2 separate regions of the Mus musculus genome follow, and region 1 is linked to region 2. Evidence: chromatin loops called from intact Hi-C (ENCODE). Cell type or tissue: heart. All regions are shown on one strand. Links, peaks and the distances in the headings refer to the core of each region. The heading gives the core; the rest is flanking DNA. Region 1 has its middle 9.6 kb from the start of Sp8. Region 2 has its middle 47 kb from the start of Gm25577.

Region 1 (4,395 bases), core at 169-4,168, 380 kb before region 2:
TTGATAGTGCAACTGTCTGAAAACACCATTAAACTCTTTGAAATTTACTAGGTTTGTACATTAAAAATAACACGACTTCAAAAGTAATTTAGGAAGAGTTTGTCTGCCAGCATCTTCGAAACACCCCCACCTCCAGGGAGGGGGAGGAAGGGAGAGAGAAAGAGGAAGAGAGTTGCTTCTAACTGAAGGCCTTTCAGAAGCCTTAAGTGAAAGGAATTAGGAGCCCACCCACCTTTTGCTTCATTGACTAGGTAAGTCTCACATTTGAGTCAAATTAGACCATCGAGGAGAACTGGGCATTTGTGTTGGTCATACATGCCTAAAACAGCAGCTTTGCTGCGCACCTCACAGTGATCTTTTTCCCTGAGTCCTGTTCCAAGAGTTCTGCTCCAACTAGGATGGGCGTTCCCTTCCCCCATCTCAGCTCATCTCTTTATGGAACTCCTGGTACAAGTCATTCTCTAAGAATCTCTTAAGTCTTGAATTTTAGTAAGTTCTGCAGCACTTAGAAATATTCTCCTCCTAAGTAAACAACAGTTTTGCTCCTGAAAGAGATCTAGAGGGAAACTGGAGGGATCCAAGTGATTCTCTCCATCACTCTTGTCCTTTGGTGTCAGGTCTATATGCAGTCACTGTCTTAAGAGAGGCATTCATCACTTTACATTCTTTCCCACCTGAATTTTGAATTAGTGGGCGAAGGTGGGGGGGGGGCAGGCAGTAGGGTTTATACATTTTGAATCAATCTCTTTCACTTTAAAGAATATTAAGATTTTTTCCCTTTAATCCACATATAAAGTAACACCCCTAACCCTGGGTTCAAGGGCATTAGATTCCACATCATTAGAGTCAAGTTCCCCAGAAGAAACCCCTCCCATCTAGAAAGAGCAGGGTATTTTTTTTTCTTGATAAGAACCATGCCTGTATTCAGCAGTAGTTACTTTTAAAGAAGACATTCAGTCTTTGTTCTTGTTTATCAATTAGAAAAGTAATGAATGTTGGTAATCTTAAAACGTTTTCAACCTATCATTCCAATTTGAATTATGCTACGAAGCTTTGTTTCCTTCAAACACTTCAAATCATGTACTACCTCAATATTAGCCAAGAAGGTTCTGTCTCAAATAAGAAGAACCCTGCTGTCCACCAAAGGAGTCTGCCCCATTTTAATTCAAAATAAGACCCAGAATTGCAGAGGGAGGCAGGATCAAACTTTTCTTCTAAGCAATGCCTGCACTTAACCGGCCACAGCCAGTGTCATTCCTCCTTCTGTCTCCTTTGTCCTTATTGAAATGAATCATTCTATTCAAAACTCCTCCCTGGCTTTTTGGAGGAGGAGAATCCATAAGGTAAAAGAAGCTGAATTGATTATTGTCGTGTCTGTAATTGCTCTAAAAACACTATCCAAGGCAGCCTCATAAGGCAAACACATTGGTCTTTGATCAACACTGAAGAAAGCAAACATTTGTAAAACAGACCCACAACTACACTGTCCACACTTGGTATTTACAGCCCTCAAATGGAGTGTCCATTACTTTCAAAGGGACAGCTATTAAGGACAGAGTTTTTCTGTAGATGGTGCTTTGGTGGTATTCCAACCTGAATATATCCCCCGCCCCCACCCCTTGGTGCTGTAGGGAAAAATCGGTTGTCATCAACCAGAAAGAGGTTACCAGTGTGATACTTTCTTTGCCTGTATACTTGAAATATGGACAGTAACTGACCCACATCCTTTGGTTTGGTTAAGAAGAAAGTGAAGTGATTGCTAGAACTCACCAGGTGGATCCTTAAGAACAAGGGGGAAAAGCAAGCCAAGAGCCCACAACTAACTAAAATTTGCAAGTTTTTAAGTTAAAAACCGCACTAGTGTTATTTTACTGACTGACATTGGGCTATCGATCATGTTAATTCATTTCGTGTTTTAATCAACATTATAAAATATAACAAATTGTTTATTAGCACATAGTGTTTAAAACTTCACTATATACTTTTGATATTCATAAATAATTTTATTGGGTAAATTGCCAAACGAGTCAAACATACACTTTTTCTTAAGCGACGATGAGCAGAATTTCCTTCCCCTTAGCTTCCTCAGGCAAGATTTAGGAAGAGAAACCCCAAAATGGTTAATAATGGGTGGGAGAAATTGTAGGGTGTGAAGTCTGAAGAGAAATTACAACCCAGTGCTGACTTTGAAGGTGCCTGTTACGCCCCAGTTCAGAGCTCAGCTTCAGAGGGACTTGAACTTCGTTCTCGCCCCTCTCAGGGCAGGGCCCACTGAGGATGCCCGCACGCAGAGAATCACCCAGAGCTGCGGTTTCTGCATTTAATTGTTCTAGTGCTTCAAATTGGCCCCTGCTTTCATGAAAACTCGGCCGTTTTTGATATACCGATTCACCTGGCTGGCCGTTTCTGTGTTATGCCTAAGATACTGGAAGATTCTAAGAAGGAGAGATGGGGAATGGACAGGCTCCAGGGGTCTCCTCCACTGTTGGAGGCAACCGCCCAGCCTCTCCCAGCATCTCAGAAGGGCAGTCAGCTTCAGCAGTATTGCTGGTTTTAGGGGTGGAGTGAAAGTGAATGGAGGGCCACTTTTCCCACCAGTCGCTTGAGAAAGTCACTGCTGACGGTGAAGCAGTCATAGGAAAGTATGACAGCTCCAGACTGAGGGGCAGAGAGAAGGCGTCGGGATTCTCGGCTTTAGGGCTGCTCCCCGAATATTCAGGTCCTCAGTAGTGCTCTCTTTCCTGCCGACCCGCCTTCCCCAATTCCTTTTCTCCAGCCTGGGAGCGCACGCGTCCCGGACCAAGGTCCGACTTCTCTGAAGAAGAAGGAGCACGCCCCGGGTTGCTTGTTGCGGGCCGGGCCCCGCCCCGGCCCTCCCTCGGCCCTCCCATCCGCTTAGCCGAGCTCCCCCGCCTTGCTGTACAGACACGGTAGCCTCAGGCTCCGGGGCTGAGGGCCGTGTCTGCTCTCGCCAAAGGGGAGTCACCAGCGCGCCCCGGGACGGCGGCTGCGCACGGGTTGCAGCGCGGGTCACCGAGCGGCTCCTCTGCGGGTGCGCTGCGGCTCCCACCCCTAAGCTTAGCTGCCCGCCCTGATCCTCCCAGCTCCTCCCCGACCCTCCTCCGCGCCCTCCCCCGGAGAGCTTGCACACCCTGCGGGCGGGAAGGGGCCGCCCTCGGGGCGGACAAAGGGGCTGGAGGGGCGGGAGGGGGCTGAGGCTGGCACGCGCGGCCGCGGGAGGGGCCCGTCGCTCCCCGGGCCGCCCACCTGACACCTGCTCTGAGCGATGTCCTGGAGGCGGGTGCGAGCGCGGGGTCGCCGCCGGGTCAGATTGTAGCGGACTTTCCCTGCCTGGGCAATAGCTAAGCCCACTGTGGCCAAAGCTCCCTCACGGATCTTGGCTTCTTTTGAAAAGTGAGGTGCTGATTCTTATGTCCGGAATTCTGTATCAGCATCACCCGCCGAGCTATTCCAATTACCTGGCAGGTTTCTGGGCCAAATCCTGAGGGTCAGTTTAAGTTTTGTGGCTATACCTGTGTATTGTATATTTCCACCAAGTGCTCACGCCCAATGCTGCTGATCCAGGCACCGCACTGATAAGAACAGTACTGCTGTTCATTCTCCACTACCCTTCACCGTAGAGGACAGGACCCCAAGCCACAGGAGGTTAACACTCCTGTAGGTGAACTTCAGGCACACCGACTGCATTTCCCTTGTGGAAACTCTGAGTCTGACCAAAGCCTGGAGATAATCTTCATTCTCCTTCAGTAAAGACCGAGGCCTCAGCCCAGAGTGCCACTACCCACTTAAAGATCAGAATCAGAGTTTTGAGTCTCAGCACCTACACATAGATTCAGAGAAAAGTAACTTTTATTTTCCTTTGGTCTCCTTAGTCCAGCCTGGCCTTAAACTTGCCACAACCCTCCTGCCTCAGCCTCCAAAATGGTTGGGATTGCAGGCATGACCCATAAGGCCCTGATTTCCCTTTTTATTTACTGACAATCTCTGGCTTTTTTTTTTTCCTCTCTCTCTACTCTTTTTCTCCTCTCAATCCTATGCCTTGCACATTTTTATTGCATTATGTTGTATTATATTGAGGATCTAAAAGATTTTAAAGCAGCAAAGCTAGTAAACAGTAGTGATTTAAACAAACCTTTAAAAATCCACAATTTTAGATTTGAAATGTTCTCTTTTTTTGAGAAATAATCTATGTATGTAAAGTGAATGTAATTAATTTTATCATATTAAGTACACCTCTATCCTCTCAAATCTTATTCCTTTAAAAATGCATTTGAAAATCCAACTTGAAATATATTTTGACATCCCAACCCAGTGAGATTTAGTTAAGGAAAACTACCCAAAAAAGACTTGCTAAACTTTTCTTATCCCCAGTGG
Region 2 (4,395 bases), core at 240-4,239:
AGGCATCGTCAGTCAGGTTAAGAACACTGTTCTGCAAAGTCCCCTCTGGTTATTTATCTGTGTTTATAAGAAAGTCGCTGTCTGTATTTGAACAGGGCTGCTTCCTTCTTTACACGAGAAATGCAGCACAAACATCACTTCTGTGTCTGCATGAAATGCTGACATTAAGGATATTTAGTGATACAAGAGGGAGAAAAAAAAACCTAGACATTTATCTTAGTTTGTTATCTGTTTGAATATGAAATATGTTCATGAATATAAATACAAATAACCATATGTATGACTTCATAATTGGCCTTGAGTATATGACTTTGGAAGAGACAGACCTAGGAAATACATAATATTCCTATTTTCCTAAGAAAATTAGGAAGCACATTTAATTAATACTGAAATGCAATAGAATTCCTATGGAAGTACTGCTGGCATCCACATGAATACCAGATGAGTTCATTACTATCTACGTTATTGCAATGAATACCAAATGAATTAATAATGCTGGAACACTCAAAATGAAGTGTTAACAAGTGTTGTGTTATAACAAATACGGTTAAATATTATGTGATTAAAGTTATTATAAGCTGAGTCTCAATCAAAAGAAAGCAAAATTTCAGGTCCAATACAGGGACTGAAGAGTAGAATCAAACCAGTATTGCTAAGCATCGTGATTCTTAACTTTGAACATCCCTTAAAACCTTCTACAAAATACTATAATCATTTAAATTACCTTGGTTCACAGTGGCAGAGGTGGAGGGTGGAGGTGGACAGAATGATGAGAAGAGGGTGGGAAGGGGGTGGGCTGTGAATAAGAGAAACTCACATCTGAAAGAATTCAGTTCAACTTGGAAGTAAATATATGATTTTCCATACGTGCACATTTAAAAGCATGGAGTTTCTAGTCCATCTTTCTTACGACATGCTTATTTATATAAAATAAAAACTTAATATATTTTAAGAAATTAAACTAATGATTAATAAGAACATTTCAGCTTTCTGACTAATGTCCTACGTTACAGAATCCACACCAATATTCATAATCCAGCCCAACTACGTATATGTACACGACTGCCTGCCTTCTGCTGCAGCAAAGCTGGATTCTGCATGTGTATGGCATTATTTATGCACTTAGATGCAGTGTATTGTAACGATTCATATCTATTATAGATTTAGTAAGACACGAAGGCATAAGTGGATTTAATCAGACATGTAATTATTTTTATGCCTCCAACTCAAAAATATGCGTAAATAAATTTATGGTTATTTGGCAATCAGTGAGAATGGTCTTTATAAATGTTGAAACAGCTGCTGGCAAACATATTTGCAAAAGAAAGAGGATGGTTCTTATCTTCCAACCAGCAAGCGATAAAGGGATGAGTTAGCTGGGAATGCACTGTCCTAGCTGTTAAATATTTGTTTCATCATCTTCAATATTACACAAACATGCATTCAACATAAGGAAACCTGGCATTTCTTTCCCTTTGTGGGAAAGGAGCTCATTTTCTCAGAGGAGCACATTTTCTCAGAGGAGAACCTTGGAGCACACCTATACGTTACAATGCTCTTATTTTCTAGTTCTGAGTAGCTGCTGTCATGCTGTTTGACTTCCACATTCCCGTTTATTCTGTCATTGGTGGTATCGTTCCGGATCTTGAGATGGAACATTCTCATTTGAAATAATGGGCTACGATGGCGTGCGCACTTCTGTCAAATATGTTGATTCTGGCGTCTGTTAGGGTTGCTGCTCTGACTTTCACAGTGGCTTTAAGACATTTGTAAAACTTTGCCGGGAAGGATAGTAACTGGCAATCTTCGAGTTAGCTGGTTATGATTACTTCTCTGTGTTGAAACATCTAATAAATTATGCATCTAAAAATGTAGATCTTGGACAAATACTCTGAGAAAAATCTAATTTTCTTGAAATATATCTTTTTTCATTCTCTCAAGTTTTCAGCTGAAATTTTGTGCTTTGGACTGTTGAGAAATTAATAGCATCGGCATCTGGTATCTTCTCTCTAACCTTCAGCAGAGAAAAAGCTTCTCAGAGCTCTCCTAATGTGTCAATTAGGACCTAGGCAGATTACTTCACGAGGAATTATGTATTTCATTTGTCTAGTATCAGGTATAAAAGAGTATAATATATTAAAGTAGGACACAACCAGGCACACTCGCGCGCTCAGGACTGGGATAGGCCATGTAAATAAAGCTGTCGCCCTGGCTTCCCAAGGTGAAGACTGTATCAGCCTGCGTTCTATGCTTATGATCATTTCCAATACTATCCGGTTGGGGTTAGTTAGCAGCCTTAGATGTCACGGTCACCCGACTTTTGTAAAATCATGGGGTTTCCTTTCATTCACGTATGTTGTTTCAGTGATCAGTAGTATTTCCAATAAATCATACACTAGCCAGTTGAAAGAGCTTCTGCCTGGTATGGGGGGGAAAAACCCTGCAAACGCGGCTAACTGATGCTTCGCCCGCTGCCCAGCTCGGCCGTGAGAGAAGCCGGGATCCTTGGAAAACCGCAGAGCGCCCTCTGTTGATGAAAAAGGCAACGCGCAGCGCGGGAGCGGACCCCAACCCTGTGGATCTGAAGCCACAACGCCGCGGTCGAAGAGTCCCATTTCTGACGTGGGAGAAAAAAATCCCGTTTAAAACTATAAGAATATTGATTTTTCTGGACACAGAAAGCACATATGACTGCAAGCTCCAAGAGAATGGTAGCATGGTAAGTATTTAAGTAGATACACGCACAAACATGCTCGTCTTTCAGTCTCTACTTGCCTAAAGCATTGGGTAAGGAGGCTTCTTTTCCTTCGATGGACACTCTACACGGGTTTGTTTCTATTCGTATTATTTGGGAACTGCCAGAAAACATGGCGTGAGCAATGATGCTAAATAGGTAGAGTCTACATTTCTTTTTCTTTCTTTCTTTTTTTTTTTAATGAAAGACTATAACTAAACCTCCTTTGAAAACACACACACACACACACACACACACACACACACACACACACAGCTACATCCCTTGACCTCCAAGAAGGAAAGACCAGAAAACAAAACCGCCACAACTGTTGACTTTTGCTGACTTTGGCTTAGTTTGTGTTTTATCACTTTCCAACTAAGTTCCAGCAAGCCTTTATAAAATAGTATACTGGGGTACAAAATTTTATTCGTGTGTGTGTGTGTGTGTGTGTGTGTGCGCGCGCGCACACGAAATTTAAAAGCAGTAATTCTATGATAAGAACTCTTCCGTTCTGTATTTCCATTTACTTCCTATTGGGTTGGGGAAGAAAATTAGTCTCACAGAAGTAACATCTTTACATTTTAAGGTCACTGCATATGCTAATTAGTTTTAAAAGCATAGTTGTTTTAGGATACCTTGTTCTGCCCAGCTTTTAGGTAGCAATTGAAAACGTTGCGTTCTTGACTTCCAGTTGTTGGGTGTTACAAACGTTTCTGAAAGACTGTATTCGGGAACTTGTTCAGACATACTGATGGCACAGGTGCTTATTAACCTAAAGCTGAGTATTTACAGCCACAGAATTAACTTGAGTTTGTGATTTGATTGCAATCTTTAATTCCTTTGTCTTAAAAGAAGACTTCTCTTTCTTGTAAGTTTCCTTTTCAAATTCAAAAAAGGAATCCAGAGACAAAATATTAGGCCTTGCTAAGAGAGTCACCAAGAAGGAAGGGAGGAGGGATGTGGAGAACTCTCAGAGTCGTTGCCAGCAGCCACGAAACTCGCCCAGATAAATCGCTCGGCGCACATTTTGATTTTTCCTCACAAAGACAATAAGAGTTTTAAAATAATATGCCTTTAGATTTTTCCTGTATCTTCCATCTTCGGCTATTTGAAGTCCCTACATGAATTCGATCACGCTCAACAGGATTTGTTCACTCAAGATGGGGCACAGGTGCTGAGGAAGTAATTTATGACCAGAGCCAGAATCCTGAGCTGAAGCTAACAGTGGGTACAGCAGTGCCTGGGAGGCTGTTAACATGCAAATCCCCACGAAACAGATGAAAACTGACAGACTTGGTGTCGTTCGGAGATTTCAGCCCACCCCAGTATTCAGGGGAACTGCAAACAGAGGAGGGCGAGACACTGCCGGATCCCAGGCTGGCCAGAGCATGTGCCTGGGACACCCTCTGACTTTTCCCCATATTATATCAGCATTAGCCCTAGTACTTTGATATGGTAAGCTTTAGGCTTTTTTTTTTTAATCAATATACATTTTATTGGGAATAGGATTATGCCATTTCTTTTTCAGACAGTAAAATTACATGAAAATGGTGTATACCGGAAACAACCCTGATAAACATGTAACTTTCCCCCATTGCTTATGAGCAGCTGAAGATGAATCAGAGTCTCAACATTTTGAAGTGAAAATGAGAAAGATG

Evidence for each region. Hi-C counts contacts between places; a loop is a spot of excess contacts. Peaks named below come from ENCODE experiments on the same cell type or tissue, not always from the same donor. Only the 100,000 strongest peaks of a DNase experiment are listed, where the experiment ranks them.
Region 1: it touches region 2 in a loop (4-fold over the local background); 2 of 42 quality-filtered maps call a loop at or near these places.

Annotation. Positions count from the first base shown.
Region 1 is chr12:118,835,469-118,839,863 of GRCm38, reverse strand. No RefSeq gene overlaps it. Among named protein-coding and RNA genes, the nearest start is that of Sp8, 9.6 kb to the left of the region's middle. In heart, for the core only: no CTCF peak of the experiment used is centred there; no DNase peak of the experiment used is centred there; H3K4me3 peaks cover 1,473 bases; H3K27ac peaks cover 407 bases; H3K27me3 peaks cover 3,333 bases.
Region 2 is chr12:118,456,075-118,460,469 of GRCm38, reverse strand. No RefSeq gene overlaps it. Among named protein-coding and RNA genes, the nearest start is that of Gm25577, 47 kb to the left of the region's middle. In heart, for the core only: a CTCF peak has its summit at 2,538 (motif pointing left); no DNase peak of the experiment used is centred there; H3K4me3 peaks cover 685 bases; H3K27me3 peaks cover 1,979 bases.